Regions from separate parts of the Mus musculus genome. Here region 2 is linked to region 1. The links are chromatin loops, found by intact Hi-C in ENCODE. Cell type or tissue: left cerebral cortex. All regions are shown on one strand. Links, peaks and the distances in the headings refer to the core of each region. The heading gives the core; the rest is flanking DNA.

Region 1 (15,464 bases), core at 2,893-10,892:
AATTTTGCCTTGTGTGCTGAGAGCACATATAATTGTTTTATTAACAGTAAAAGGTGTCTGAACGAAGGTCCTTTAGTTTTTCCAACTTCTCTCCACAACATCCAGTAATGATGTCTATATCCTTCCGCAAGACACAAAGTTAGCTTGACCTCATGGTAACCATTCATGCTTACTCTTAAAGCTACCACACAAACTTCTCAGAAGCCTGTTATTCTGAGGACTGTAGGGTAAGTTCATGAGTGCAGACTACTTAAAATTTGTCTCTTAAGAAGCTCTTGTTTCTTATGTCTTCTCCTTTGACAAACATGGCATCTGTGGAAAGAGATTTTTGGGGAAATGTGCTTCATGTGTCTCTCCACATAGACCAAGGAATCCAGGCAGCGACTGGACCCTTTCAATCAGAAAATAAGGTTCACATTGGACGCGTTCACTTTTCTAATAAGACCTCATGTCACTTCTCAAGGATTGCTCAGAATTAACTCCAGCCATATAGGGAAGCTGACTGGCACCTCTCCTGTGAAGCATCTGTCACTGAAGGCTGAATTTTGTGGGAAGCTGATGGAGTGTCAATGCTCACACCTGTGTGTTCCCTGGAGTAACATTTCCTGTGTTCACGGTACTACCGTATGACGGAGGGACGTGAAACAGCCTTTTGGGCAGTTACGGTGGGATAATTTTAAGTTAACCTGAGGAATGTAACTACTTCTACCCTCTGAGTTGCTTCTAACCAAAACCACACAGCAATGAAAGTTTCAGATATTTACTTCTGCAATTATGGGTGTGATTTATGTTCCGACTGCAGACTGTTCTAGGCACTTGGCCACGGAGGAAAGGCCAACACAGCCAAGAGCTTGAGGTGACTTCTGTCCAATAGACCCTTACGCCAGCAGCCCTTCATGGACTAAATACTTTCAACCATAAGATCTTAGAAAGAGAACCTTCTCCGGCCAAGCCTTCGGATGAAATGCAGTGCTAGAACCTCCATTGCAGCCTTTTGTAAGACACTGAATGAGAGAATTCCCTCTAAGCGAGAAACTTTGCAACAATAAATGCATTTTCTGGAGCTGCCAATTTCATGGAAACTTTTATACTGCAGTAGATAATATACGATTAAGGTTTATTATTCTAATGTCAATATACTATTAAGTTAATAAGATATATCATAAGTGGGAGGATAATTTATATAAATTGCTCATCATGCTAGGTAACAATTTGATTATATGTTTAATGTTATTTTAATAAAATATATGCACTTTTACCATTGTTTTCCCATTCTATACTTAGCACTTTACCTTTTGTAGTTGATGCTATTTATTTTAATTTATTATGCTTGTTAAAAAGACAAGTTTTGGTTTTATTTTACTATTCTAGTGACCCCTCATATTAGATTATCTTACCTTTTAAGTTTCCATTAGTTTTCTGACCACTCTTAGCAAGTTCTCCTCTTCCTTCTGCACTTGTTTTTATCAGTGCCCATCAGAGAACAAGCAAAGGGAATTCTTTCTGAGGCTGGTCACCGACATAGAAACTCTGGGTCGGTCATGTGTCCTTACTGGCTCTCCCTGCATTAGACACTCTACCTCTGCCTTAGACAGACGTTCTGTCAGGAACTAACCTATTAAAAAAAAAACTTAACCTTTTTTGCTATGATATTGATGAACTGTATTCTCAAACATTGCCTTGCAACCCATTAGCAATGAAGAAAAACAGAGAGCTAAAATTCCTTAATAGTTTGTATCTTATAGCCCAATAGAGCAATCCATTGGATGTATAACTAATGATTGAATAATTAACATCAGCAAAATTTATTTTAAGACATTGGTTTCTAAACTTAGCCTCAACTATGGTTTTACAACCTTTTTAAAACCAAATAATTTCTTCCTATGTACTCTTTAATACTGTCCCAGAAATGCAGAAAAACATTATTCTAATAAAATCAGCCCTTAGCCCATGGTAGAGCACATCTTTAATCCTAGCACTCATGAGGCAGACGCAGGCAGATCTCTGAGTTCTAGGCCATCCTGGTCTATAGAGCAAGATTCAGGACAGCCAGGACTACACAGAGAGACCCTGTCTCAAAAAACAACAACAAAAATTAAAATAAAATCAGCCCTTCACCCATTGGGTGTTAACCTTCCCATTTTCCCACGGCCTCACAAATGTCATCTGTCCCTTGGAGAGACAGACCAGGCTTTCTGAGTGATACATTCTTTTGCTGTATCCTTTTCTTCAGAAGGGTGCTGTAGAAAGTGAGAGCCAGCCCCAAGGTGAGTTGCTGGAAAGCTCACTGGAGGCTAAGTAAGAAGGTTCCCTCATCTCTCAGCCAAATTCTTCCTTGCCCTCGGATTTGCTTGTCTCTCAGCCCTGTCTTGGGTGTCTCAGATCAGCCTCTGGTCTGGATTGAGTCCATCAAGCTGTTCTCAAAGCCTAGGGGCTTCTCTCTCATCAGCTCTGCTCACCAGTCAGCTACCAGAAGACATACCCATGCTTTATCTTCTTCGTCTCCATACTCCAGACATGGCGCACAGCTTTTTTTTTTTTTTTAATTAGTATTTCTTTACATGGGTCAGGGAGCTGATACTATGTTGAAGTTAAGGCTAGGATCTTTGTCTGGATAAATGATTTGGAGCAAATTATTTAAACACCTGGAGGCATAATCTGATATTCTATAAAATGAGAGGAACAAGATGCCTGCTTAGATTTCCTGCATCAATAATATGTAACACTAAATTACCACATTGCTCACTAGAAGGGTACTACCCAATTGAATAATAGGTAGCAGTTAATAGCTCTGATTGTTGTTATTCATCTGTCCACTTTAAAAAATAAAGATGACTTTGTTTTTAATTGAGAGGGGAGAGAGTCAAAGTCTATTTATGGATATGAGCACGTGTGCCTGTATCCATTGAGGCCCAAAAAAGCTTTGGATTCTGTAGAGCTGGAGTTTGGGGGTTTTCTACAGCAGTTGTGAACTGCTCTGACAGGTGCTGGGAAGTGAACGAGGGTCCTCTGGGAAAAGAGGATGCACTGGAAAGATGACTGGGCAGTTAGGAAATATGACAAGAATTTCTACTCGTTTGAGTAAGAACTCAAGGCAAAGTGCCACTTGCTCACTATCTCCCATGTATCCAAGACTTCTATGTCCCCCTAGTCATGTTGTCACATCTGTATCTCAAGTACTCCTCTGTGACTTTTCTTTTGCATATTTCATGAGAAGTAAGAGAGCTGCCCAGTAGAGCTAGCACTTTCCTTCTATACACAGGAGTTTCAGCACAGAGATTTGTCAAACCTCTGGCGCCCCTTTATAAGACTGTGTTGGCTTTCTTCACACCATGTTGTACTCTGTGGTTTTTATTTTAGCACATGTGTCAGGGAAGATGACAATTCTATAGTGGCCAAAGTCAAGTCCCAGAAGGAGCTGGAGCACGGGGGCTCCCAACAGCACAAAGCAATATGCTAGTTTTCTCCAGTGTCTGAGAGTCATAGTTTAATTTTCCTCCTGGAAAAAACCAAGATCAAAAAATATAAGAAATAAGTTTTAAAAATAAGTTCAAGTAAACCTCACCAGGAGAGCCATTAGGGTTCTCAGTAGTGGAGCAGTGGCCAGTAGAGCAAAGGTGCCACTTCCTGTGGACAGTCACATCTGTCCTATGAGCCAAGGATGGTTAGGACACAAGTCAGTAGATACCTTCCCCCTATGTTATTATATGGACAGTGCTTGGTAATCCTATCACCTCTCCATCAAGAACATGCTACCTTGCATGCTATTGGACATGTCTCACAGTTTGGACAGGAGATGCAAATAAATGAACTACCAAAGAATATAGTCATCAACTTATGAAAGCAAGAAAAGATACATTAAACTTTAAAAAACAAAAATTTTCTAACAACTTATTTTTAAAATAAGATATGTGACTAGATATGCAAATAACCATGACATGTAACAAGTGGGTTCTTATAAATATATATGCTTATATTATATAATATATAATACCAGTATATAAAATGATGGTATGTTTTTAGGAAATTCTGAAAGATGGTTTTAAGTATGCTGTAGTCTGATTTCCTTCATCTGTATGAGAAACTATATATGATCTAAGGGAGAGTTAGCTTTCCCATGTGTGCTGCAGACCTGATTCATAGGATAGATCAGGAGTTCTGTTTACCCAGAAGGAAGCAAGATTTGTATTTGGTCCTGGTTTTGCCATTAACATGGGAAAGTTACTAAATCTCCCCTACTGTGAGTATCTTCATTTATATAAACAGTTAAGATAGGCCAGTGTTTTCCAAATATTGGCCTTTGATGGAGTTTTTAACCACTCTTTAATAAAATAAGAAAAAAGATGGACACCAGACTGAATTGTTTGTCTAGTTAAATGCACTTATTTCTTTAAACTGATGAAAATGGCTTGGTTTCCTGAACAGCAAGGATTTTTCCCTGGCTTTGAGCATTCTCACAAGGCTAAAGTCAGTTGTGACCCTTATTAACAGGACCCTGCTATTCAAACCTGCATGCATTTTCACTGGTCCACAAATGCAAAGGTCTGGGATGGACTATGTTCAGCCATCATTAATTTCTGGCTCTAAATTCTATTCTCTTCTTAAATCACAGATATTAAACTCTAAGGATGTAAGGAAGAATCTATCTATCCCAGCACTTATTCCAACACACAGAGTCTCTGGAAAGACGTCATAGCTACTCGATTAGAAAGGGAATTATCATTCAAAAGGGTTTGGAAAACAATGGGTTAAAAGGCTTGTTACTTTTTTTTTCTTGAGAAATACTTGGATCATATAGAATGGTAACATCCATTGTAGAATTCACCCCCCAACCCCAACACACACACACACACACACACACACACACACACACACACATACACACACACAGTTTTGTTCAGACTAACCAAAACTATAGATTGTTGAAACATTACAAGAGAAACCTGGATGCAAACCATTGGTTGACAAAAGAAAAGAGATAAAATTTTTGTGGCAAGTATTTGCACCTATATTTTCTTCTTTATCACTACAAACAAAGGCAACTTGTACCAAAAGTTCTCTATCTAATGATGACAACGGAAAAATTTAGACATTTAGAGTTTACATAATTCTGTAGTAACCAAATTTGCCTATCATTCTTACACAGTAAATACAGAGTAAAATAAAAACACCGGTAATTTTTGAAACTAAAACAGTGCTACCGGCTCTTTTCAAATGTCAAAGTTGTTAAAAGTTACATCAATGTGAACAATTAATTATGGATTAAGTCAGGGTTTATTATGATCAAGGAATAAAACTTGTGGAAGGAGGAAAGCCTAAGGGTGTTTCATATTTCTTTCTTTGCATAATCATTTGATCAGAATTGAGGATTCCTTTGCCTTTTGCTACAGTTCCCATCCTCGTGTGAGCTAACTAGCCAAATGCTTCAGCCTTCTGGATTCAAGTTTCACTTTACCCAGTGGGGGTGGGGGGCTTTGCCTTTGAGTCAAGATGATCCTAGACCGAACTCTACAGAGAGAGGACACAGAAGTGTCCTTTAAGCGTTCTGACCAGCTTTTCTTTCAGACTCGGTTTTGATGAGTCTGTGCTGTGCGTTACCTCTAAGATTTTTTCAGCCTAACTGTACGGTAAATTCCAGCCCGTGGGTTTTTTTTTTTTTTTTTTTTTCCTTATAATCCTGCTGACTACAGCAGTCTGTAGCCATAAAAAGCCTCCACCGACGTAAAGTGCCTCTGCGAAAAAGCAAAAGTTCACACAACATTTATGTTCACAGACAGGACAAGGAAGACGATCCTGATTTAGTGCTAATGAGTTCCAAAGATTGCGCCTAGGGTCTAAACTTAGAAAATTTACTTCTCTTTTGATGACTTTTGTAAACAAAATACCAACACTAAAATAAGCAATTTAGTCAAGAGAAGGGGGGAGTGTCCTGTCCAGCAAATCAAATTCTCTGCCAAACTCCACTGCAGAGCCCTGTCTGCTACTTAGCTCGAAACTGTATTTAAGTCTGACCTGGCTAGACTCCCTCAGCCCCTACCCCACAGGTATGTTTGTGACTTTTGCAAAAGATTTCGGTTTTCAGAACAAGCTACTCCCAGGGCTTAAGCCACTCTCCACCGTCTCTGTGGCCAGGGCTAAAAGCACCAAATAACTCTAACAAGCCACAATAGTCGTTTATATAATCAGATTTGATAGACAGATACTGTAGTTTGAAACCACACCACTCCAGTCCGTGTGAACATACTCCACTAGAAGCTGCTAGGAGAAGCTGAGCTCACAAAATAAATCACAGGGGTGCGAGAGAAAACAACCCCTGAGTCACCCCCTTCACACATAGGACCTTTGACTCTCTGCAGAATAATTCAATTCCCCCATATTGTACAGCAGATCACATTTCATATCAACAGCGAAAACCAAGCAACTCTTAATCTTACTTTTAAAACACAAAATATCCCAGCTACTTGCCTTTTGGCAATTTCTGTGCATTTCCCAGAGCAAGTGCAATACTTCCACAGAGAAGTAGACACCCCAGGCTGGAGAGCATGTTGCATTTGCCTGCTCACACGGGGAGTGATGCGGCTGGGTGCCTTGCAACCCTGGAACTGCATTTAAGTGGGCGTCCTCCACTGACAGAGGCGGGAGGCTGCTCTCTCTGCTGTGGGCTTACTCACAGGGGGTGGAGACAAGATGACATCACACCCTTTCCCACACACTTAAAAAAAAAAAAGAAAAGAAAAGAAAAAGAAAGAAAGTAGGCACAACAGCAAAAACATATCATCACATTTCCCTCTCCAATGCTGCAACAGCTTGCCTCTTCTCTTTCCTCGCAGTGTAAGAATTGAAATTATGAACAATCTGTATCCATGAAAGAACTACTCAGGCAACTTTGAAACATTTGATGAACTAGTTTAAAGAATAAAAACGTACACTTAAACCCATCAAAACACTAAAATATAAAATGAATATTTTATTAAGATGGAAACTGTTTTTAGTTAGCCAGGAAACCAATCCATTCCTTCCTTTAAACTGGAAGTGAATTCATAAAAATATATTTTGAACTATTCTGTAGCTATAATTTATGAGGAATGTCAATGGAGTCCTAAGCTGTGCAGTTATATACTGTGTACATATATACCCACATACAAATGCATACATATATGTTTTATGTATATCAACATATTCCATAGGTGAGCATGCAGAGACGGAGAGGTAGCACAGTGCCTCATCCCCACACTGGGCTACTCTCCGCAATGACCTTTGCCATAGTGGCTGTGCTGGGGCCATGGTGTGATCTATCTCCATTTTACTAGTAAGAAAGGCTGAGATGTAGAGAGAAGAGGTGGTCTAACCGAGCAGGTCGAGTCTGCCGAATCCAGACGGGCTTTGTAACAGAGCACTGAGTTTTACATTTAGATCCCACGTAACTGCTTTAAACAAACCTCTTCTTTATGTTGTCAGTACCATGTAAGTTACAGGACTTTCTTCATGACAGACATTGATCTACTCAATTTACACATTACTAAGGCATCATTCTTCAGATCCACTCATGAGCAGGGCATTGCGATGACTTCCATTATTGATAGAAAATCAAGCAGAGGGAGGTGAAGAAAAAGGCCCAATATCATGGCACAAATAAGCAAGGGTAGCCAGTTAAGTAGGCCATGGGACCCGTAGCTATCTAGTAGACCTTACTAAACTTTAAATTCTAAAATCAGGATGAGGACCAGAACCGTAGCTTGCTATTCAAGCTGAGGAGCTGAGTTCAGGTCCTACTGTCCTTGTAAAAAGCCAAGCACCACAGCATGCACTCGGACTAGCACTGAGCAGACAGAGGTAGGAAGAACCCTGGAGTGAGGCTTACGGTGCCACCAGCCTCACTGAGATCAAGACTCAGCAAAACAACCAAGGACAAGAACACCTGTAGAAGACACTGAGTGTCAGCCCCTGACCGTCAGAGGCACCTAGACACACAGGGACACAAGTATAGTATATTCATGCACAAGTGCACATGTGTACAAACACATAGGCACACCTGCAGGCAAAGAAAAAGAAAGGGCAGCACCAGGTTTGTAAATTCAACAACAGCTTTTTTTTTTTCTCGTAGTGTCCGGCATGCAGAAAGCACGCACGATAAAGTTACTGTAAACAATAATAAACAGCAACAACAGCAAATCCCTTAGTTAAGAAGAATAGCAACGACAGTGTTTATCTGTAAAGTCCCTGTGTGTGCCTTTTTCTATGGCATCACATTGCCCCAAACACAAGTACACAGCAGGGACAGCTGGGTTCCCACCGAACTCTGAGTGACTGCTGTTTATATGTTTAAATTGAGTCTTTGGGAATAGCCTTTCTCAGCAGTTGCTATAACTAAGCCAAAAATCAGTCAGAGGGAAATAGAATGGCACGGGTCAAATGAAGCATGATAGGGTAGCTTACCAAATAAATAAATAAATAAATAAATAAATGCAGCTTAAAGAGACAATGACATCTCTCAAATAAAGTGAGAGGATGCACCGGTTCACGACATCTGTTTCTGACATCCTGAGCCCTCACCAATAGAATGTTCTGGCACTGGCCATGGAAGGGGGTGGGGTATTTAACAAGTCTTTCTCAGCTCTGTTTTTATGCTTGAACAGGCAGCTCTCTCAAACCTGAGTTCAGACTCACCCTTCCGGGCTCTGTGTCTGTAGCCCATAGCCATCAAGCTACATGAACAAGATCACAGCATCAGAAGAAACGACAGATTTCAAAGGAAACAAACCTAGCAGAAATATTGTAAAAGAGACTCTTCGGTCAAAACAGTGTGAGCCTGGTGGGAGATTTAGGTAATGGAATTCAGGATTAAGACTCTGCTTGGCGAGCAGATGAAGCCCAGTCAATGTTAGAAGTTATTATTTGCTGCTTGGAACCAACTGGACACCAGTTAAATAGAAGCTAGCCTCTAATGTTTGGTCAGGAAAAGATATTCTAGCTAGTAGGACAAACGAGCATTCAACAGACACACTGACAATATAAGAGCTCAGGCCAGGGAGAGGAAGTGACTTGACGAAGGGACCTCACACACAGGATACTTCATTTCATCTTCTAATGACTATAAATTTTACTGCCTTCAGAGTCCCAACACAAACAAGATGAATACATCCTTTCTCGCATTGAGTAAAGCCTTGGGGTTTGGATCACATAATTGTAGGAAGGTTTTAGGCTATTCTTAAGGAAAAATTGAACCTGACCTTGGACCTCGTGGAGATGTCTTTGAAATTATTTGTGTGACTCTATTTGGTTTCTCCATCTTCACTAAAGAACGACTGCTTAAGACTGTCTTACTTGAAAGTGGAGAAATACCAAACTCCAGATACTTGTAGGAGACTACCAAACCCACTCTCACTAATATTCATAAAAAAAAGTAATAAGTCAAAAGAATCTTTAGGAAGAGCTATTTGAGGAACACAAAATGTCATAATTACCCTGTGGTTTTTCTAAGAATACAGGTCCTCCGTGTCTCACTGATCACCACCCTCACAGTGTACAAGAATTCAATGGGGACATGCAAAGCAAATGTCAAAGGTCATAAAACCTACAGATTCCTAAGAATTCTTTAACAGTTAGTCCTAGGTAAATGCAGAGAGCCCTGGAATACAAAGAATTGTTAAAGGTCAGTTCTTTGAGGAATCTCTTGTTTCTTCAGATTTTATGATCAAAGGCACCAACTACCTATGTTAGACTACCTCCTCCAAAAAGTACATTGCAGTAGCCTTGGAAGACAGGATTATGTTATTACAGAGCAAACAGAATACATGTCGTCTCCTAGCTTAAAAGATGTGTTCCTGTTCCGTAACATTACCCACATCACATACAGGTATCACCCATTATTTGTGTTGCTCTGGAGAGACTGGGAGTCTAAGCTCTGATGAAAACAATATCCAAGCTATTGCTATTGCTATGAGTAATATGCTGGCCTTTGTCTTTAACCCAGGAATCTTGCATCTCAGGCCAGCATCCATGAGCAAACGAGTGCTTACTTGTGCATATGGCAAAAATTTCAGACTTTTGCAGACCTGACAATAATTGGACTACTTTCAAGTACTTTATTAGATCTTGCTTTAGCAGAATGCTTCCTTATAAAGCCTACATTGAAGTCTACTGTAAGGATTAGTTTTGACTCACAGTGTGCCCTGTGTTGCTAGATGTTGCTTATTGAACCATATACATTGTCATGATTGCAACACTACAGAAAGCCTTTGACAATCTTTCTCTCCAAAACTGCTCTGACTAGTTATTTGAGCAACTGTGTTTATCTCTGGAGCACTGTAACCGGGTTTCTCTCTCTTGTCAGATTCCTAGAAAACCAGTGCCAAATTTATCTCCACCCACACTGAGTGTATAGGTTAGGATGTGCATTTTTAAGCATCATTGCTGGCTCCATTTTTCACACACATACCCTTATTTCTTGCGTATTTTACTCGGAGTCTTAATTTATGTGACTTTGTAAGCTGTGTTGATTTCTTCTGGAACAAGGTAAAGTATAGCCAACTGTCCCTATGCACACAAGCTGTGTCAGGAAAGTGATACACATGGTGAAGATGGAACCTGGAGACCTGTTCTCTTTTCCCTTTCTACAAACAGTAGATGCTAATGGTGTATAGTGCAATAGTCACAGTGCCTCAACCTACATATACTCTCTTGGGAGATGGGGATAAAATGCTTGAGTTTAGAGGACTTCTACAACACAGACCTAAATAGGTATCATGGTTTTTCAGTCATTCCAAGCTAGTTTTTTAATTGCTCAATACTAATTCCTAGACTTGAATTGAAACTTAGATAAATCTTTCAAATCTTGGAAGCTCTTTGCAGAAATTTAACCTATTAGTCCACTATTTTTAGTCTCTAGTACATTAGAAACCATGGTAAAGGATTTTTTTAAAGCTAATATACATTTTCAATTAATAACATATGAAGATATGCTGTGGTTTTTTGGGATGCTAATAAAAATACTTTTAATGTGACTCATTCTAAATGGGAAACCCAGCATTCTGCTTTTCAGCCCAAATCTCATGTCTATAATTACTTGTCTTGAATGAGACTTATGATCCAATTGGACAAGCATCCGCTCCAGTGAGGGTACACTTGGCCAGAGCATGAAACTTTCTCTCGCATGATTTACAGAGCAGAGAAAGGGACACAAGTGTTTGAGTACTTCTTTAATCTTTCAGAAGGCATCTTGACCACTAGCTTTAGGCTTCACTTCTTCTTGTAAAAAAATGAATTTTTTTCCTTTGGTCTGGAAAGACCAAATGGTCTTTAAATGGTCCATCTCTTAGTTTTGAAGTTGGCCTTCTGGCCCAGCCTAGATTATAAAGACACAGTAAAACATCACGGAGTAGATAATTTGTAAAAACAACACACACACCCTCTATGGATCCCCCTTTGAACCAAATCTTAGCATAGTGGAAGGTATCACAAGGTGAGAGAGTATGTTAGAGAACAGAATAGATTCATTATTGTAATACTTTCAGTATCTTATTACTTCACTCCCAGATCATGACAGTAATCCATTCTGAGGGCAAATCTATGACATAATCAACCAATCAACCTTTTTTCTTTTATTTCATTTACATTTTCAATGCTATCCCAAAAGTCCCCCACCTGCTCCCCTACCCATTTCCACATCTTGGCCATGGCATTCCCTTGTACTGAGGCAGATAAAGTTTGCATGACCAATGGGCCTCTTTTTCCACTGATGGCTGACTAGGCCATCTTTTGATACATATGCAGCTAGAGACACGAGCTCTGGGGTACTGGTTAGTTCATAATGTTGTTCCACCTATAGGGTTGCAGATCCCTTTAGTTCCTTGGTTACTTTCTCTAGCTCCTCCATTGAGGGACCTGTGATCCATCCAATAGCTGACTGTGAGCATCCACTTCTGTGTTTGCTAGGCCCTGGCATAGTCTCACAAGAGACAGCTATATCTGGGTCCTTTCAGCAAAATCTTGCTAGTGTATGCAATGGTGTCAGCGTTTGAAGGCTGATTATGGGATGGATCCCCAGATATGGCAGTCTCTAGATTGTCCATCCTTTCGTCTCAGCTCCAAAATGTGTCTCTGTAACTCCTTCAATGGGTGTTTTGTTCCCAATTCTAAGAAGGGGCGAAGTGTCCACACTTTGGTCTTCTTTCTTCTTGAGTTTCATGTGTTTAACAAATTGTATCTTATAGTTACAATAATATAAAATACCTTGGCATGACTCTAAGGAAGTGAAAGATCTGTATGATAAGAACTTCAAGTCTCTGAAGAAAGAAATTTAAAAAGATCTCAGAAGATGGAAAGATCTCCCATGCTCATGGATTGGCAGAATCAATATAGGAAAAATGGCTATCTTGCCAAAAGCAATCTACAGATTCAATGCAATCCCCATCAAAATTCTAACTCAATTCTTCAATGAATTAGAAAGGGCAATCTGCAAATTCATCTGGAATAACAAAAAACCTAGGATAGCAAAAACTCTTCTCAAGGATAAAAGAACCTCTGGTGGAATCACCATGCCTGACCTAAAGCTGTACTACAGAGCAATTGTGATAAAAACTGCATGGTACTGGTATAGCGACAGACAAGTAGACCAATGGAATAGAATTGAAGACCCAGAAATGAATCCACACATCTATGGTCACTTGATCTTTGACAAGGGAGCAAAAACCATCCAGTGGAAAAAAGACAGCATTTTCAACAAATGGTGCTGACACAATTGGTGGTTATCATGTAGAAGAATGCGAATTAACCCATTCTTATCTCCTGTACTAAGGTCAAATCTAAGTGGATTAAGGAACTCCACATAAAACCAGAGACACTGAAACTTATTGAGGAGAAAGTAGGGAAAAGCCTCGAAGATATGGGTACAGGGGAAAAATTCCTAAATAGAACAGCAATGGCTTATGCTGTAAGATCGAGAATTGACAAATGGGACCTCATAAAATTGCAAAGCTTCTGCAAGGCAAAAGACACCGTCAATAAGACAAAAAGGCCACCAACAGATTGGGAAAGGATCTTTACCTACCCTAAATCAGATAGGGGGCTAATATCCAATATATATAAAGAACTCAAGAAGGTGGACTTCAGAAAATCAAATAACCCCATTAAAAATGGGGCTCAGAGCTAAACAAAGAATTCTCACCTGAGGAATACCAAATGGCTGAGAAGCACCTGAAAAAATGTTCAGCATCCTTAATCATCAGGGAAATGAAAATCAAAACAACCCTGAGATTCTATCTCACACCAGTCAGAATGGCTAAGATCAAAAATTCAGGTGACAGCAGATGCTGGCAAGAATGTGGAGAAAGAGGAACACTCCTCCATTGTTGGTGGGATTGCAAGCTTGTACAACCACTCTGGAAATCAGTCTGGCGGTTCCTCAGAAAATTGGACATAGTACTACCGGAGGATCCCACAATACCTCTCCTGGGCATATATCCAGAAGATGTCCCAACCGGTAAGAAGGACACATGCTCCACTATGTTCATAGCAGCCTTATTTATAATAGCCAGAAGCTGGAAAGAACCCAGATGCCCCTCAAATTCAGAAAATGTGGTACATTTACACAATGGAGTACTACTCAGCTATTAAAAAGAATGAATTTATGAAATTTCTAGGCAAATGGATGGACCTGGAGGGCATCATCCTGAGGGACGTAACCCAATCACAAAGGAACTCACACAATATGTACTCACTGATAAATGGATATTAGTCCAGAAACTTAGAATACCCATAATCAACCTTTTAACTCATATCTGAACAATATTCCACTAGGGATTAAGTTTCTAATACTGAAGATGTCTAATACATCAACTTTTAGGTACACATTCAAGTAATAGATTCTCCTTTGTATTCAAATTCTACCCTGTTTAATGGAGTGCTAAGTACCTACCTGATAGTATATAAATAAAGATATTATCTCTTATTAACTTTAAAGGATGTAAAATGGGCTGAGTCAAAAGTTCAGTGAGAAAAACAGCTACCATAGAAGAGACTCTGAGTAGGTAGAAACATCAAAACAGGATCCTGAGGGTCAAACTACGGCATAGGCAAACTGAGGCCTATCTAACCTGATCCACAAAACACCCAAGTCTCTATTACCTCACCAGCAAAAAGACTGAAGCATAAGAAGTCTGATGAACACAGACAATGTTTTTCAAGGTCAAATAGTGAGACCTCAAATGGATTGGTCCTATTCTCATTCTAGAGCACAAATATGCCAATAACACAAATTTTATTGAAGATTTCATATTGAAATGGAGAAGCTACTCACATAGCACACAAACCTAAGTATTCATCTTTTAAAGAAAATACAGCTTCCTCTACATCCCTGCTGCTTCCAAACATGTCTTTCTTTCTTATTTTTCCAGAATATTTCCTCTCATTTTTCCCCAGAAGTATTTGTCTTTCTCTTCAACATGTATAAAACCCACTACGAAACAGAAAATTAATTACTTATTCCCCTATCCTTTCCCTCAGAGTACTCTAGTTCATTTTTTGTTTTCAAACCCATACACTTTGATACTATATTGTCTGATCTTCATTAACAGCCCATGAAAGCCTTTTGGTTTTTTATTTGTTTGTTTGTTTTTAAATAGAGAAAGCATGGCTCAAACAACTTGAGACTGGCCCGATGAGCATGGTCAGTGGTGTAGTTCACAAGCTTCAAGTTTAGTAATTTCCTGGAACTTGAAGTACTAGGACTTGAAGGAATACCAAACATATTCTATATCTGCTATTTCATGTCTGAAATTATATTTTAGAGAGAATTCTTTTAGCGGATAAATAAAATGTAATGATCCTTTAGAGACCCTTGTGTTAATGGTGAGAGGTAGATGTTACTTGTAGGTCCTCCATAGACTATATGAAAATATACAGAACAGATTAGAGGATGGGACAAAAGAGTTCTTCATATGAGTGTGAGGAAGACTTCAAGCTGGAATTTTAAACCAGAAATACCCTAAGGACTTTGTGGGGATTCAGGTTTATACCCATCCAGGCGTGTTAGATTCTATAGAAGACTACTTTCTCATGTCTTTATCATTTTAAATCCACCATCCCTTCTTTGTATCTTGCTTTTAATTTTTCCATATTTATTTATTTTCTTTTTAATTTTATTTATATGAGTATATTGTAGCTGTCGTCAGGCACACCATAAGAGGGCATGGGATCCCATTATAGGTGGTTATGTGCTACCATGTTGCTGCTAGAAATTGAACTCTAGACCTCTGGAAAGACAGTCTGTGTTCTTAACCTCTGAGCCATCTCTCCAGCCCTATTTATTTTCTTAATTATATGTATATGGGTATTTTGAATGCATATATTTGTACCCTGCACATGCCTAGTACCCACAGAAGAAGGCATTAGATCCCCTGGAACTGAAGTTACAGATGGTTGTTACCCACCATTGAATGGCTGGGAATCAAACTCAGGTCCTCTGG
Region 2 (15,464 bases), core at 2,659-10,658, 79 kb after region 1:
TAATTCAATTCTACTGATTCAATACCATAAATGTACTACACTTTCTTTAAAATATCTACAAGAGCAAGCATTAAAAAGATAGTTCTGAGAGAATAAGTTACTAATGAACGATCAATCATCAGTGGTGTCGGTTATCATCCCCTTCAAGGATCAAAGAGCATTGTAAAAGGGGGGCCAGAAACCATGCAAAAGCCAGAGACATGAACAATGTGCTAGAATGACATCTTCTAAGCACAACATGGCCATTGCACTCGAACTCAGAGGGGTTTTTATTGCTGGAATAAGACATACACAAGATGGAGCCTGTCAGTGTCCTGCCATGGAAAGGAGAGTGGCTGGTGAGGTGCCAACCCTCCCCAAGGCTTTAGACAATGGATGATAGGGATTGCAAGATGCTTCTCTCAGTGATACAGCCACTAAAAGGGTGTTCATGTCTGGAAATAACCCTTCCAAGAGCTCAGTAATTAAAAGCATTAACTGCTTTTCCAGAGGACCTGGACTCAATCTTTAACATCCACAAGAATTGTAACTCCAGTTGCAAGGGATCAGATGCTTTCTTTGGGGCATCAGACATACAACATGCTACACAGATAGTGTATACTAGCAAATTACATACAGCAAAACTAAAAAGCTAAAAAACAAAACAAAACAAAAGACATTTGCCTCCTGTGAACAAAATGAAATCACAAAAGAAAAAGACATGAAAACAGAAAGGATCCTTGTTAGCGGGGAAGAGTCAAGGGGTCAGCAAGAGTAGAAAGTACATGAGAGTTAATAGGGTTAGACCCCATGTACTCTTGTACATGAGAGTTAATAGGGTTTAACATGTGCAAACCACATGTCTTAGATAAAGTTTTACTGATATGAATAAACACCATGACCAAAGCAACTCACAAAGGACAGCATTTAATTGGGGCTGGCTTACAGGTTCAAAGGTTCAGTCCATTATCATCAGCACGGGGAACATGGCAGCATCATCCAGTCTGCATGGTGCAAGAGGAGCTGAGAAGTCTACATCTTCATCTGCAGGCCTCTAAGAGAATACTGGCTTCCAGGCAGCTAGGACAAGGGTCTTAAAGCCCCCACACACAGTGAGACATTTACTCCAACAAGATCATACCTCCAAATAGGCCATTCCCTGGGCCAACCACATATAAACCATCACAATACATTTATACACCTACAAAAATGTCACACTGAAACTCATGCTATATAGAATTAATACATGGTAATAAAAACATAAGAAAACAAAGTTTTAAGAAATGATGATAAAGATTTTTAAACTATTAAATAAGAATTAGAAAAATGATATATTTACTATGATAACAAAAGACTATTAGTTAAAAAAAGATAATTTTTGAATATACATATTAGCACACTTTAAGAGTACACACACACATTAGGAGCTTGTGAGTTGACTGTTCACAGGAGAGTGTCTCCAGTCTAATATTTCAGCATTGCTTGTGCCAGACATTGTGCAGAACTCTTTGATAGAGGAAATAAGAACAACAGAAGTCTATTTTCCTGGGACCACCTAGTGTAGCCCCATTGTAGACAATGTCCATGATATAATACAATTATTAGTCCTTGCAGAAGGGCATAAAGAAAATAATTAGGAGGAGACAAGACGAGTGCTGGAGGGGAAGCTGCATATAGACTTTTATATGAGGGAGTTGAGATTAAAGATATGTAAGTATCTCTCTCTCTTTTTTTTGAGGAATGGTAATATCATAGGCCATAGTAACAAAGTGGTATTGAATTTGAGGATGAGACATATTATCTAAGTGTATATAAATACATACATTTCCAGTTTTCCAAGAAAAATAACAATGCAAATAAAAATCAAAATAAAAAACGATTTACAGAAACAAATGTTTCAACACAACCTGCATCTTTTATGAAATAATGAGGCTCCATTTCTTTTCCTTTGACAGTACAAAAATCTATATTGTAAAGAAGCCTAATATATGTCCAAAAAATATTTGCCTCCTTCACCCAAATCCCACAAAACCCTCCACGTATGCCACACACATATCTAAGCATCACTCACAGCCAGGTTAAGGTTCTGGTGCTTAGAATGAAACAACATAGCAGCTGATTGATAGTTGGACTGAGAAAAGATAAGAACATACACCGTGTGGTAAGAGCTGCTTAGCTGAGAAAAGTCCTGAGCTCCAAGCTTCCCTGCTGCCTCCTAACTAGAGATAATCTACTACAGATTATGTAGTAATTATGTTGTAATGTTCACAACAGAGAATAAACATTCCACTGCAGTCTTGGACATTCTGGAAAAAAAAAACCTTAATCAGAAACATGAATTCAACCTTGAAATATGGGAAGAACTCAAAGAAGAGAGCTGATGAACATTCCAGATGAGGCACATCGTTCAAATAAAATTGGGGGAGTAGAAAAAAAAAAACAAGACATATCTTAAGAAAAATGAAGAGGGCAGATTGACTCAAGCAGAGAGACTGTTGAGCGAATACTTTGGAACAAGAAGTGAATGCGTGGTCGTACAAGGCCTTGAATGCTGACGTCCGAGGGCTAAGAGCCACCCCCCAGCAAAGGGCGTGTAGTTCAGGGAAATCATCTGATAATACACACAAACTGATTCTAAAATGACAGCAAAGGACAGACGGAGCTCCTGGGGAGGACATGGTCACCAACTTGTCCAAGACAACTCAACAGAGGCACCACGTAGGAAGCAATAGGGAAACCTTGAGAGAAGGGGTGGGCAACAAGGCTAAGAATGGGGATCCCATGACATTTAGTACCAGCCAGTATTCCCCACCCAAGCTCCATGCCACAGGCACTTTACACACACACTAAACATTCGCCCAAAACTAGAACTTATCATAAATATTAATGTTTTCTTTCTAGCAAATTTCAGGACATTGGAGTTAGCCTAAACTTCAACAATTTCATCATTTTCCTTCTCAAATATAAAGCAGACCTGTTGATAAAAACTACTCATTCCACATAAACCTTCCATAATTGGTTTATTCCTACTTGGGAAAGGCATTTAATTGGAAAATGTTATTTATAAAATAGTAAAATAAAAACATGAGTGGCTCAAGGTCAGCCAACCATGCTCCAGAAGTAGCACCAGACCTAGGAAAAAATGCTCAGCACAAATTGGACTTGGTGGGTTCTTTTTCTTTCTTTTCTTTTCTTCGTCTTAATTTTGTTAAAATTATGATTACATAATTTCCCTCATCCCTTTTCTCTAAACCAGTGGTTCTTAATTTCCCTTATGCTTAGACCCTTTAATACAGTGGTGACTACAACCATAAAATTACTTTTGTTGCTACTTCGTAACTATAATTTTGATACTGTTATCAATTATAATGTAAATAAAGGTCTGCCAAAGGGGTCATGACAGACAGATTGATAAGTACTATTCTAAACATTTTCATATACTCTTTTTCATTAATTGTTAAGCATACATATGCCTAAATACATAAATACAATTTGCTCATAATTAAATATATATATTTCAAATTACACAAATACATCCTACTCAGTCTGTATAATATTGCTTTGAAGGAGAGGAAATTCTTTGTGTAGCCCTGGTTATCCTATAATTAGGCATATAGACTAGGTAGACTAGACTGGCCTCAAACTCAAGAGATCCACCTGCTTTTGCCTCTGATGGGATTAAAGATGTGTATCACCACACCTGGTCCTATATGCATTCTTTATAGTTCTTTCTCATCTGACTTCAATCGGTAATATAATTTGCATCAGACAATGAGATGTTAGCAAAAGAGATTTAGAAAGATCTAATTATCATGGGAACATATTGGGGTGGCATACATGAAAAAATAATTGCAGGAATATATGAGCACCACGGAGAGGAGAGCTTAGTTACTCCAGAGGACATTAGCCCAGAACAACCTATAACTAGCCAGCCTCAACTATGTATTATACCAGGGACAATCAGCAGATAGTTTCTCTCAGCTGACCAGACTCATGAGAAGTCTGCCTGAGACAAGAACCATTTAGACAACACATAGACTCAGGAGGAACAGATTTAAATAGCTGGGTCTGTTTGTCTTCCTACAATAAAGAATTTGGTTATATTTCATTGTGTGACAATAGATAAAAGAAACACAAAGTATGAATATTCTTAATATTTCAAGGGAGAGTTTTAAACCTAAAATACCCAGAAAAATTATCAGTTGAGATCAAAGGTGGCAGTTTAAATATGCTTGGTCCGGGAAATGGCACTATTAGGAGGTGCAGCCTTGAGTAGATGTGGCAAAGTTTGAGGAAGTCTGTCGCTGTGAGACCCTCCTCCTAACCACATTGGAGCCAGTCTTCTCTTGTCAGCCATCAGATGAAGATGTAGAACTTTCAACTCCTCCTGCATCATGCCTGCTTGGACACTGCCATGCTCCCACCTTGATAATGGACTGAACCTCTTAATCTGTAAGCCAGCCTCAATTAAATGTAGTCCTCATAAGAATTGCCTTGGTCATGGCATCTGATCACAGCAGTAAAACCCTAACTAAAACAAAGGGCAAGGAAAAAACCTTTCATAAATGTAAGAGCGCATACACATCCCCTTTTCATGGACCTCTTCCTCCACAAGAAATTACTTGAGAGTGTTTTATTAGAGATATTGGTTCCAAACAAAGATGAAAATGATACGGCATATAGAAAACACTAGATACAATGCAGAATCTTCCAGAATAGAAGCCATGCAGTAGGTCAAGGGCAATAGCAAATGCATGTAGCCCATCACCTATAATAAACAAATATAAAACAGAGCTATGAAAAAGCTGCATAGAGTACTGTGCACCCAGGATAGACACATCCTTGGTGGCTTCCTCAGACAACAGTTAAAATAGGCGTATAGAAGCTAAAAGCCAATCCACAGCATTCTTTGCTATTTATAACCAGCTTTCTCCTAACCTAGTGGGATGGGAAGCACTGTTAGTTATAATTTTAACTCTGTAGTTCATATTTTAAAAACCGTTTCTGCCAGCTCTATTCTTACTTATCCATTGTGGCTTCTTCCAGAAAACATACCATTTGGGAGAAAAACTACATCTCAAAAGACTTATTAAAACTAAGTTTTATCAAAACCAGGAATATATAATCATTAAGAATTGCATCAAATAATGTTGCTATAAAGATAGTATCAACATATTCATTTTAAATATTAAAAGAAACTGTACATAGTTTTTTACCTTGGCTATCTAGAGAGAAAGCAGACAAGCGTCATAAGTTAATATTTAATGAAACCTATGATCGCAAGAACTATATATGTGGTGGCTTGAATAAGTCTGGCCTACATAAACTCATATGTTTGAATCCTTGGCTCCTAGTCAGTAGAGTTGGGAAGGATTACAAGGTGTAACTTTGGTAGAGAAAGTATGCCTTTGGTGGGATTTGAGTTTTCAAAGACACACACACCAGACCCAGTCTGTCTGCCTCTCTGTATGTATGTACACATTTATGGATGGATGTATGTATGCACACATGCCTCTGTCTCTATCTCTGTTTCTCTCTGTCTCTCTATCTCTCTGTGTCAGTCTCTCTCTGCCTGCTCCCTGTAGAATCAGATGCAGAGCTCTCGGGATGATAATGGACTAGCACTCTGAAACTGAAAGCAAGCCCACAATTAAATGTTTTCTTCTATGAGTTGCCTCAAGTCATGGTATCTCTTCACAGCAATAGAACTGTAAGGGAGGCAGCATAAAAATACATGTTTATTTCTTCTCTGTTACAATATCAAGTCTACAGCTGTCTTGTCAGCCTAAGCTACACTATTAAAAAGCTGCCTCGCACCTCCTCCGCAGCTGGTTTTTCTCTTCTCTCTCCACAGCCACACATATTTAGAACCATTTGCAGACTCAGTGTCTCGCTCTTGTTTTCTCGCTCCCAACTTATCTTCCCAACATTTTAATTTGCTTGCATTTCATCACTCAATCAACTCATCCTTGCAAATATGAAAGAAGACAGGAAAGTTTCTAAAACCAATGTATATTTTTCAGTACCCTCCCTATTTCAACTCAACTCATAGGCTACACTCAACACCTTGAGTCAGCCCCTAATTCCAGTAACCCTTTCCCCACGTTTTCAAGAGTCTTAGCCTTTCTTTCCCTTGCAGAAACATTCTCATCTGACAGGTTCCTGCTGGTATTTCTGAGTACTACAAATCCAAGTAGCCCTTGTGCACAATCTCCTTCAGACATTCTGGATGATAGGGAACCCCAAATTGATCTCGTGACGTTTGATTCTGTTTTCTAACTGTGTGCCAAGGTTTGGAAGCCAGATAAGTGTCAACTTTTTATTAAATGGGGAGCCGAGTTTTTAAGCTGTCAACTGGCCTGCCATGTGTGTGTGCACACACTTATATAAAGAGAGAGTCCTGGTTCTACCCATTTCTTCCTTATGTGGTGTCTTAGTTAGGGTTTCATTGCTGTAAAGAGACACCATGACCAAAGCAACTCTTATGAAGGATAACATTTAACTGGAGCTTGTTTATATTTCAGAGGTTCGGTCCATTATCATCATGGAGAAGCATGGCAGGATCCAGGCAGCCATGGTGCTGGAGGAGCCCAGAGTTCTACATCTTAGCCCAGTCAGGAAGAGACTCTCTTCCACACTGGGTGAAGCTTGTGCATAGGGTCTCAAAGTCTACCCCCAGAGTGACACATTTCCTCCAACAAGACCACACCTTTTAATAGTGCCACTTCCCATGGGTCAAGCATATTCAAAGCACCACATGTGGGCATAAGAACCCAATAGAGAAGGAGGCTGAAGTCCTCATTGTTATAACCTTAGCTAAAAGGATGTTCTAGCTAAAATATAAGAAGGTAAAATAATATTCATAAACAACATAAGGTAATATGGAGATTGGCTTATACTATAAAGGAAAAAGCAAGTGAAATTGCATCAAATGTTATAAGAATTGTGTATAAGCAATACAATGCCTCTTGCAATAAACTTGTGCTGCTCTTATTTTTTAAATACATATTAAAAGCAAATCTTTGAAAAAAATATGTTTTGTTCTCTTAAAATAACAATCAAAATACTTTTAGGAAGAAAACTTTTGGCATCAATACTATAAAAACTCAATATATTTTTAAAAATCCAGTGGGGAACAGGAACTTTAAAATCTCATCTCAGGGCGGGAAATATTTCAGCACCTACAGAGATTCCTGAAGTACCATCCAGAAGTCCAATGCTTTCAATCCAAGCTCCATGCAGTATTATAAAGCAGCCGTGTAAACGGCCCTCCAGACCCTACTCTGACTCATGTATCATGCAAGATATTAGTGTGAGAAAAGTAACTCCTGCTTAAGCTGAGTAGCAAATCCTGACATCTCAGTCGTTCTTTTTTCTTTTTTTTTTTCTTTTGGTTTTTTCGAGACAGGGTTTCTCTGTATAGCCCTGACTGTACTGGAACTCACTCTGTAGACCAGGCTGGCCTCGAACTCAGAAATCTGCCTGCCTCTGCCTCCCAAGTGCACCACCACTGCAAATGCTATATTTAAGATTCCATGAAGTAATCAATGTTTTATAGTAAAAAAAAAAAAAAAAAAAAACTCAGAGTAATAGCAGAAACAGAGAGTGAGAAGCTATGATTTTATCCTATAGTCCAAAGATTAGAAACAAGACAGTGACATGATCATCAGCTATATGCATTTTGGATAATTTGGATTACAGACAAATTAAGTGCGCAGGAGCAATACTGGGGCAGCAAATCCAGCATGGGTGCTAATTATAAGATAGAGGCTTCCAATGAGAAACACAGAGAAAGATCCTTGAAAGCAATCAAAGGTGAACCAAGGAAACGTGGCATCCAGGAAGCCATGGGTATTTTTTTAATTGGATATTTTATTTATTTACATTTCAAATGTTATTCCCTTCCCTGGTTTCTCCTCTGCAAACCTCCTATCCCACCTCTTCCCTTCTATGACAGTGCTCCCCCAACCACCTACTCCTACCTCACTGCCCTGGCACTCCCCTATACTGGGGCATCGAGCCGTCACAGGACCAAGGGCCTCTCCTGCCATTTCAGTAGTTCTATCCATATGACAGAATGATTTCTTACTCCAATTTATACAATGCTAGCCAGGTAACTGAACAGTGAGCCCAGCCCAGAATCTTCAAGCTTGCAGATCCATAGCTAAAATGTCTTCACATCTAATCATACAAGTAAACAAAATATAGAATAGATGTCGAGGCAGGAGCATATTAGTCCTGAACCAATCTGTCCTGATAAGTGTGGGTAGCCTGCCCCCAAATATGTACCTTTTATCCAGAAATAGTCAGATGGGCCAGTAGGACTGCAGCAGGGAAGACTACTAATAACTACAGATAATATTTGGTAATTGATATTAGTGACTGTTAGAATACCTTTGTACATCTTCAAATAAAATTAAACAAGGACATGAGATTTCTCTTGATGGTATGAAAGCTAAAGGAGATTATAAAACACCAGTAGCAAAGATTATTTTTTCCAAAAAAATAACATACCTGAAAAATTTATGAGGATTGGACATGACAGATCACTGGTGTGAAGTGGGGCTAAGGATGAGATTAAATAGAGTTGAAAGCATCAAATTACAATCCAAGCTGTCAGGCAGCTCTACCCACTGACCTCAGGTTCCCAGGGGTTCTGTATTGAGACATAAAACTGAAGTTCATAGCACTGTGCCAACAGAAGTAGAAAGCTGCCGTGCTTGATTTATTCTACAGCTTCAGATTTATGTGGCTGACAATAAACTTCAAAGAGCTGTGTGCCAGTGCCTGCTAACTGTCATATAAACACGACTTCATGTAAACACTAGTCTGGAACACCACCAACCTTTACGGCCCTCATGCACATTCAACATTGCCACATAGCACAGGAATTTACATCTAAGCCTTTACAAGAGAGGAGGACTTTGTTCCACTTCAGTAGGATGGCCACGTTTCTACTTTAGGCAGCATCAGCTTTCTCCACGGGTTGCATGTCAATATAGATTTTTTTAAAGGACAGTGCAAGCTTCAGGGGCATGGGGGAGCGTTCCTTATCATGTACATTGCACTTAAGATTGTGTCATGCATGCCTGCCGTCCCTTGAACGAATGTTGATGATTTACAAATGAGACAATGTGGCATGCATTTAAATGTGACTCTTGATAATATGTGAGCATTCGACCATTTTATCAAAGAGGCCTTAATCCTGTTTTAAATGTGAGACAGGTTGGATCCATGTCATATCTCTCCTACAGAGTATTTCCCATGCCATATCTCTCCTACAGAGTATTTCCCAAGAGATACTGAAGATAAAGCAATGCTCAGGCAAGCTGGATTGGTTGGATGTTTATAAAGCATAATCTTTGCTCTTCCAATTTAATAACAAGGGGAGAGAAGACAGAAGGAAAGATAAAGAAAAGGGAAAGGGGAGGTGGGAGGGGGACGCAGGAGAAGGATAAGGAGAGAAATCTGTTCTGACCTCTTGAAGGCACATTCTGTACTCTTTCGGTCTTGCATATTCAGTTTTGTTTCATTACTTTTTCTCTGTTACTTATGGTTTTATAATAAATGAAGGATAAGCCATGTTTTCATTGGCTGACAAATAAACAGCTGTGATCTCAGTCATTTTATACATTAAGGAACAGACACTCTGAATAATCTATTTTGTCTGACTCTTGATTCCTTCCCAGCTTCTATGCAAAAGAATGAGCCACCAGTTAAAGCTATCAAAAATCTCCAAGAAGTTTCACACATTTGAACAAAAAATGGTCTAGGATGTGAGCTACATCAGCACATCCTTCAGTGACTTGACCTTGGGTAGGAATGCTCTGAAGTTACTGTTTTAATAAAAGAGGCGGCCCATCATTTGAACTCATCTTAGACACTGCTGCAGTAATTCAATGTAACATCCAAACACACGTATTAAGTGTGAATAAACTGGTAACAGTTTTACTCTTAGAGTTTACTTTCTTTTTGTTCCTTCTAGAAGTCAAAAAGTTTATGACTAAAAATTTAAAAACAAAATTTTATAACTACCATCTCAGCTTTTTATCATATATTATATATGTACTTCATATGTATTATGTTATACTTATTTAATAATACTATAATAGTAGTAGTAATAATAATATAAAGCCATTTTCATGCAAGAATGTAATATACTTTGAGCATGTCCCCAGACCACTGTACCTTTTCTTTTCTTTTCTTTTTTAATTGAATGTTTTCTTTATTTACATTTCAATTGTTTTCCCCTTTCCAGGTCTCCCCTTCAGAAACTCCCTATCCCATCCCCCCTCCCCCTGCCTCTATGAGGGTGCTCCCCCACCTACTCACTCTCATCCTCCTGCCCTAGCATTCCCCTACACTGGGGCATCAAACACCCTCAGGCCCAAGGGCTGCTCTTCCCACTGACATCCAACAAGGCCATCCTCTGCCACATATGTGGTGGCCTGAGCTATGGGTCCCTCCATGGGTACTCTTTGATTGGTGGTCAAGTCCCCAGGAGCTCTTGGGGCAGGGGGGTTGGCACTGTTGCTCACCCCATGAGGCTGTAAACCTCCTCAGCTCCTCCAGTCCCTTCTCCAACTCCTCCATAAGGGACCCGGTGCTCAGTCCAATGGTTGATTGAGAACATCCACCTCAGTATTTGCCAGGCTCTGGCAGAGCCTCTCAGGAGACAGCCCTATCAGGCTCCTGTCAGCAAGCACTTCCCAACATCCACAATAGTGACTGGGTTCAGGGGCTGGATATGGGATGGATCCCCAGGTGGGGCAGTCTCTGGATGGCCTTTACTTTAGTCTCTGCTCCACACTTTGTCTCCATATTTCCTCCTATGAGTATTTTATTCCCCCTTCTAAGAAGCACTGAAGCATCCACACTTTGGTCTTCCTTCTTCTTGGGCTTCATATGGTCAGTGAATGGATCTTGCGTATTCCAAACTTTTGTGCTAATATCCACTTATCAGTGAGTGCATACCATGTGTGTTCTTTTGTGACTGGGTTACCTCACTCAGGATGATATTTTCAAGTTCCATCCATTTGCCTATGAATTTCATGTACCTTCTCTTTTCATACCCTCCCACTGGTCCTCTTTGTTTGCCATGCAGTTTCACTTCTACTCTAAAGTCACCTGAGTGTGTGTCTGTGTGTGTGTTGTGTATGTTGTTTGTGTGATTTGTATGTATCTACCAAGTCTAGTATGTACAAATGAGAGGAAATATGTGACAACTTATCATTCTGAAAGTAACTTAATTCACATAAAATGATCGCCTCCAGTTGTATTCATTTTTCCGCAAATGCCATAGCTTTACTCTTTTTTATAGCTAAAAAAAAAACTTTCATTTTATGTACACAGTACAGTTTCTGTTTGTTCCACTACTGTTGAACACCTAAGTTGGTTCCAAAATGTAACTATTATGCAAGTGCTAAAATAAATATTGTATCTGTGTGCAAGTAGAATGTTGCTTGGACTCTTTTAGGTAACAACCAAGATTTGGTATAGCTGGGCCATATGGTAGGCCTATTTGGAAGTCTTTTTGCTGGTTGAGGAATCTTCATAACAACTTATAAAGATTACCAAAATATAGATTGGAAAATTAGATAGCTTTTTCAACAAATAATCCTAACAAAACTGAATAGGAACTCGGAAAAGGGTGAAGCTACATCCCATCTCTCACTATCTACAACAATGAGTTCCAAATGGATCACTGATGTAAGACTTGACACTCTGGCATTTTCTGAGTAAGATTCCAGTTGGAAAATAATACCAAAAATTGACAAATGGGATTTTCATCAGAGTCATCTCAACTTTGAATTCTGCCATTTCTCACAGACAAACGGCCTTACTACTGTTGCTCTTAGAAAATAATGCAATGATGCTCAGACCGTCTTCACACTGATAAGCCTTTCATATGTACAAAACAGAATTAATCTGATGCCTTGAACACAGCTATATGCTTAATCCAGCTATATCAAGGTAGGCTGTAGTATAAGTATCTGCTCTCTGATCAGCCTCCTGCCTTGACCCCTGAGCCTCATGAGAGGGTGCCTCTCAGACACCATTGTGCCTGTCCATCAAATCTCTCTACCCTGCTCAACTCACTTTAAAAACTATTCATGAATCAGGTTCTAGCTCAGTCCATACACTCAAGACTAGCAGAGCAAATGCCCACTATGTACTTAGACTATTTATTGATTCTCCTTTCCAAACTCTTTTCAAACATCACTTATCTAACAAAAAGACCTCCTTTTTGTATTCTTGGCCTTAACTAAAGTTGAAAATAGAGAAAAAGTGATTATCTTCAATAAACCATAGCCATGAATTCTTAGCCACATGAAGCAAACTAAGAGGAGACGTCACTTCTTTTTAAGACATTACAACATTTCTATAAATTATTTTCCCTTAAAAAGAGACCCACTAATGCATGCCAAGCTTCACAAAATGCATTCAGTGTTAAAAACCCCACTCTCGCAACCTAAATTTAGTTTCTATGTGTCAGTCCTTCCCCTTTCTTTCCTCCTACTCCTTTTCCTGTCACTAACTTTCTGAAATAGCACAGAGCTTCTGTTTGGAAATTTAGTACTAAAGGCGCAAAACACAGTGAGCCTAGGGTATTGTAAAAAGAGGAAAGTGAACAGAGAACACTGAGTGAGTGAGCTGAGTTCAGTGAGCTGCAGATATTTAAAAGGAGAAAGGAAAGGAAAAATGACACCACACACACACACACACACACACACCACACATATACCACACATACACACACACATACACCATACATACATACATACATATACATACCACACACACACCACACATACCACACACACACACACACCCCACATACACACAGATGACTTACAGTAGAAGTGAAACTGTGGCAAACAAAGGGGACCAGTGAGAAGGTATGAAAAGAGAGGATACAGTGGTCTGGGGGACATACTCAAAGTATATTATATACTTACATGAAAATGGCCTTACATTATTATTATTATTATTATTATTATTATTATTATTATTATCATAGTATTTATTAAATAAGTATAACATATAATACACATATATATTTTTCACCCATATATGTTTCACAAACATATATATTTTAAGAAAATTCTCTAGTGAGGAGGTTTCCATCTGACCCAGCAAATGATGCTTAGTGTTGGTCCTCCCTATATTTCCTCTCTAACTCACCTCTTCTTTTCCGTTCTATTTAATCTTCCTTTTCCAGTCTCCCCATCCCTCGGCTCTCTAAAACTATACAACAGTAGATACAATATTCCAACTAGACATCTTTTGCCACCAAGAACAACTTCCAGTGACAGTAACAGGTTACACCTAATTGAGTTATTGGCCAAAAGGTCCCATGAAAGTATCTGCAAAATTTAGGCTCTTGCCAAGGCTATAGCTTGCCTTCCCACAAATTAGTGGTAAGTCCCTGTTGCTGAAGACAATACTTACTTACATATCTCACTGAACACAGAGAAGTCAAGCTGATTCTCTATGAGAGTCTGTGGCACTATAGGCTGGTGTTTATGGTATTGGAAAGACTCCTCTGCAAGCTACCAGTGAAGAAAGGCAACTACCAACTCAGCTACAAACCCTGACAAATCGACAAAACTGAGCTTCCTCCAGGATATATTGGTGCAATAGTGGCACAAATACTGTGAGAACAATCAGCCACTGTCTGATTGGATTTAAACCCTGCTCCATGAAATGGAGCCCAGGCCTGACAAGGCTCAAGTGGCTGGGAACCTGAGACTAGATAGGCCGTGGTCCTGGGAAAAACCAAATACTTTTTTCCTGCTAAAGGAACATAGCAATCAAATGACTCCTAATGACATTCTGCTATACCCATAGACAAATAAGTGGGTATCAACTCAGCCACAGTAAGAGAAGCTTCCTCTTATAGAAGATAGGAACTAGACAATGGGCAGAGTGAGAGACTTTGGAACACTCAGTCTTAAATGGGATGTCTTCATCAAACCCCCTCCTCTCAGGGCTCCGGAAACCCTGTGGAAGAGGAGGCAGAAAGACTGTGAGAGCCAGAGGGGACGGAGAACGAAAGACTAATGCGTGTATGACACACATGTTCAATCCAGATGGTCCCAGAGCTGAAAGGGAGATGCGGCATGAGCTCCCATCCCTAAGCAAGGACCTATCTCCAAATGGCAATTGGTCGCAAAGGAAAAATTGGTTTTCTCTAAAGGAATCTCACCAGGTACAAGCAAATCCCAGTCATGAGAAGACCTCATGCCCAGTAAGGAGACAGCCAACACACAATAAAGTGAACGGTATTTTTGTACATTCTTTCTGTTATACTATGCTTTGTTTGAGAATTTTTAATCTTACTCTTAAAACTCTTTTGCTTGTGTATTATGTTTTATGATGTGTTTTTTTATGATCGATCTCTCTCTCGTATGTGTGTGTGTGGTGTGTGTGTGTGTTGTACTTTTTTCTTTGTTTTGCTTTGTTTTAATTCTGGCTTGGTTGAGATTTTTTTGTTTTATTTGCCTTTTGGGTTTCTAAAGAGATAGAAAAAAAGGCATGGAATTGGTCCTGTAGAGAAGATCTGGGAGGAGATGGGGGAGGGAAATATGATTAGAATATAGTGCATGAAAAATTGCTTTCAATAAAAATAAAGAAAATGAGAGTGAAGTAGGTCTTGGCTGCAGGCCTATAATTCCACCTGCTCTGGAAACTGAAACAGGGCATCACCGGTTCTGAGCCAGGCCAGACTTCAGAGTAAGGGCCTGTGGTCTCACTTGATTTCTTGTTGCCTCCCCTTTCCCTCCTCCCTACCTCCTGAGCCTCTTCTTCCCTCTAAACAGTCTGATTCTGCTTTCATTTCACAGATACATTATCAACATCGGGTAACATAATGTGATGGAATCATACATATAAATAAATAGAATAAACTGAAATATTTAGGTTCATTATATGGGAGAAAATGTGTAGCATTTTTGTTTGTTTGTTTGTTCTGTTGTTTGTTTTGTCTCCTTCAGAATTAAATCAGCATATCTTCTGGTCTCTTCTTCATAGTTTGTTTTTATAAAATACAAGATGATACAGGAATGGTAATGAAAGGGGAGGCACTTTCTCTCCCCATTTTTGCCAACCTGTCAATAATTCCATTTTCCCTTATTAATTTCTGTTTGCCAATTCTTTTTGGAATCCAAGGAAATTAAGGCATTGGCTTAGGAACCTAAATATCCTGTTAACAGTCTAAAGTTTATGTTTGGTTGTAAAAGGTTCCTTAAAGATAGCCCCACCCCAAACTCTAGAACTGCTGGGGTAAGCAAGGATTTGGGGATTTAAAAGGCAAGCCTGTCTCTAACATTCTCAAGCAAGCGAAAAGCCTGTCCCTGCTTAGTCAGAAACAAACCAAAAGATCAGCTTGGGGCTATCCGCTATAAGAGTGAGGGATAAAACTGAGCAAGCTAGAAGAGTCAAGGACACCACAAGAAGACCTACAAAGTCAACTAACCTGGGAC

The links. Hi-C counts contacts between places; a loop is a spot of excess contacts. Peaks named below come from ENCODE experiments on the same cell type or tissue, not always from the same donor. Only the 100,000 strongest peaks of a DNase experiment are listed, where the experiment ranks them.
Region 2: it touches region 1 in a loop (2.4-fold over the local background); 3 of 42 quality-filtered maps call a loop at or near these places.

Annotation. Positions count from the first base shown.
Region 1 is chr16:56,468,994-56,484,457 of GRCm38, reverse strand. It overlaps Abi3bp (ABI gene family, member 3 (NESH) binding protein), which reads right to left and starts at 6,612. Exons shown (of 40, transcript NM_001014423.2): 1 at 6,466-6,612. The coding sequence starts at 6,544. In left cerebral cortex, for the core only: no CTCF peak of the experiment used is centred there; DNase peaks (open chromatin) are centred at 5,675, 5,961, 6,238, 6,610 and 1 more place; H3K4me3 peaks cover 1,266 bases; H3K27ac peaks cover 753 bases.
Region 2 is chr16:56,390,069-56,405,532 of GRCm38, reverse strand. No RefSeq gene overlaps it. Among named protein-coding and RNA genes, the nearest start is that of Abi3bp, 80 kb to the left of the region's middle. In left cerebral cortex, for the core only: no CTCF peak of the experiment used is centred there; DNase peaks (open chromatin) are centred at 4,416, 4,893, 5,797 and 8,880.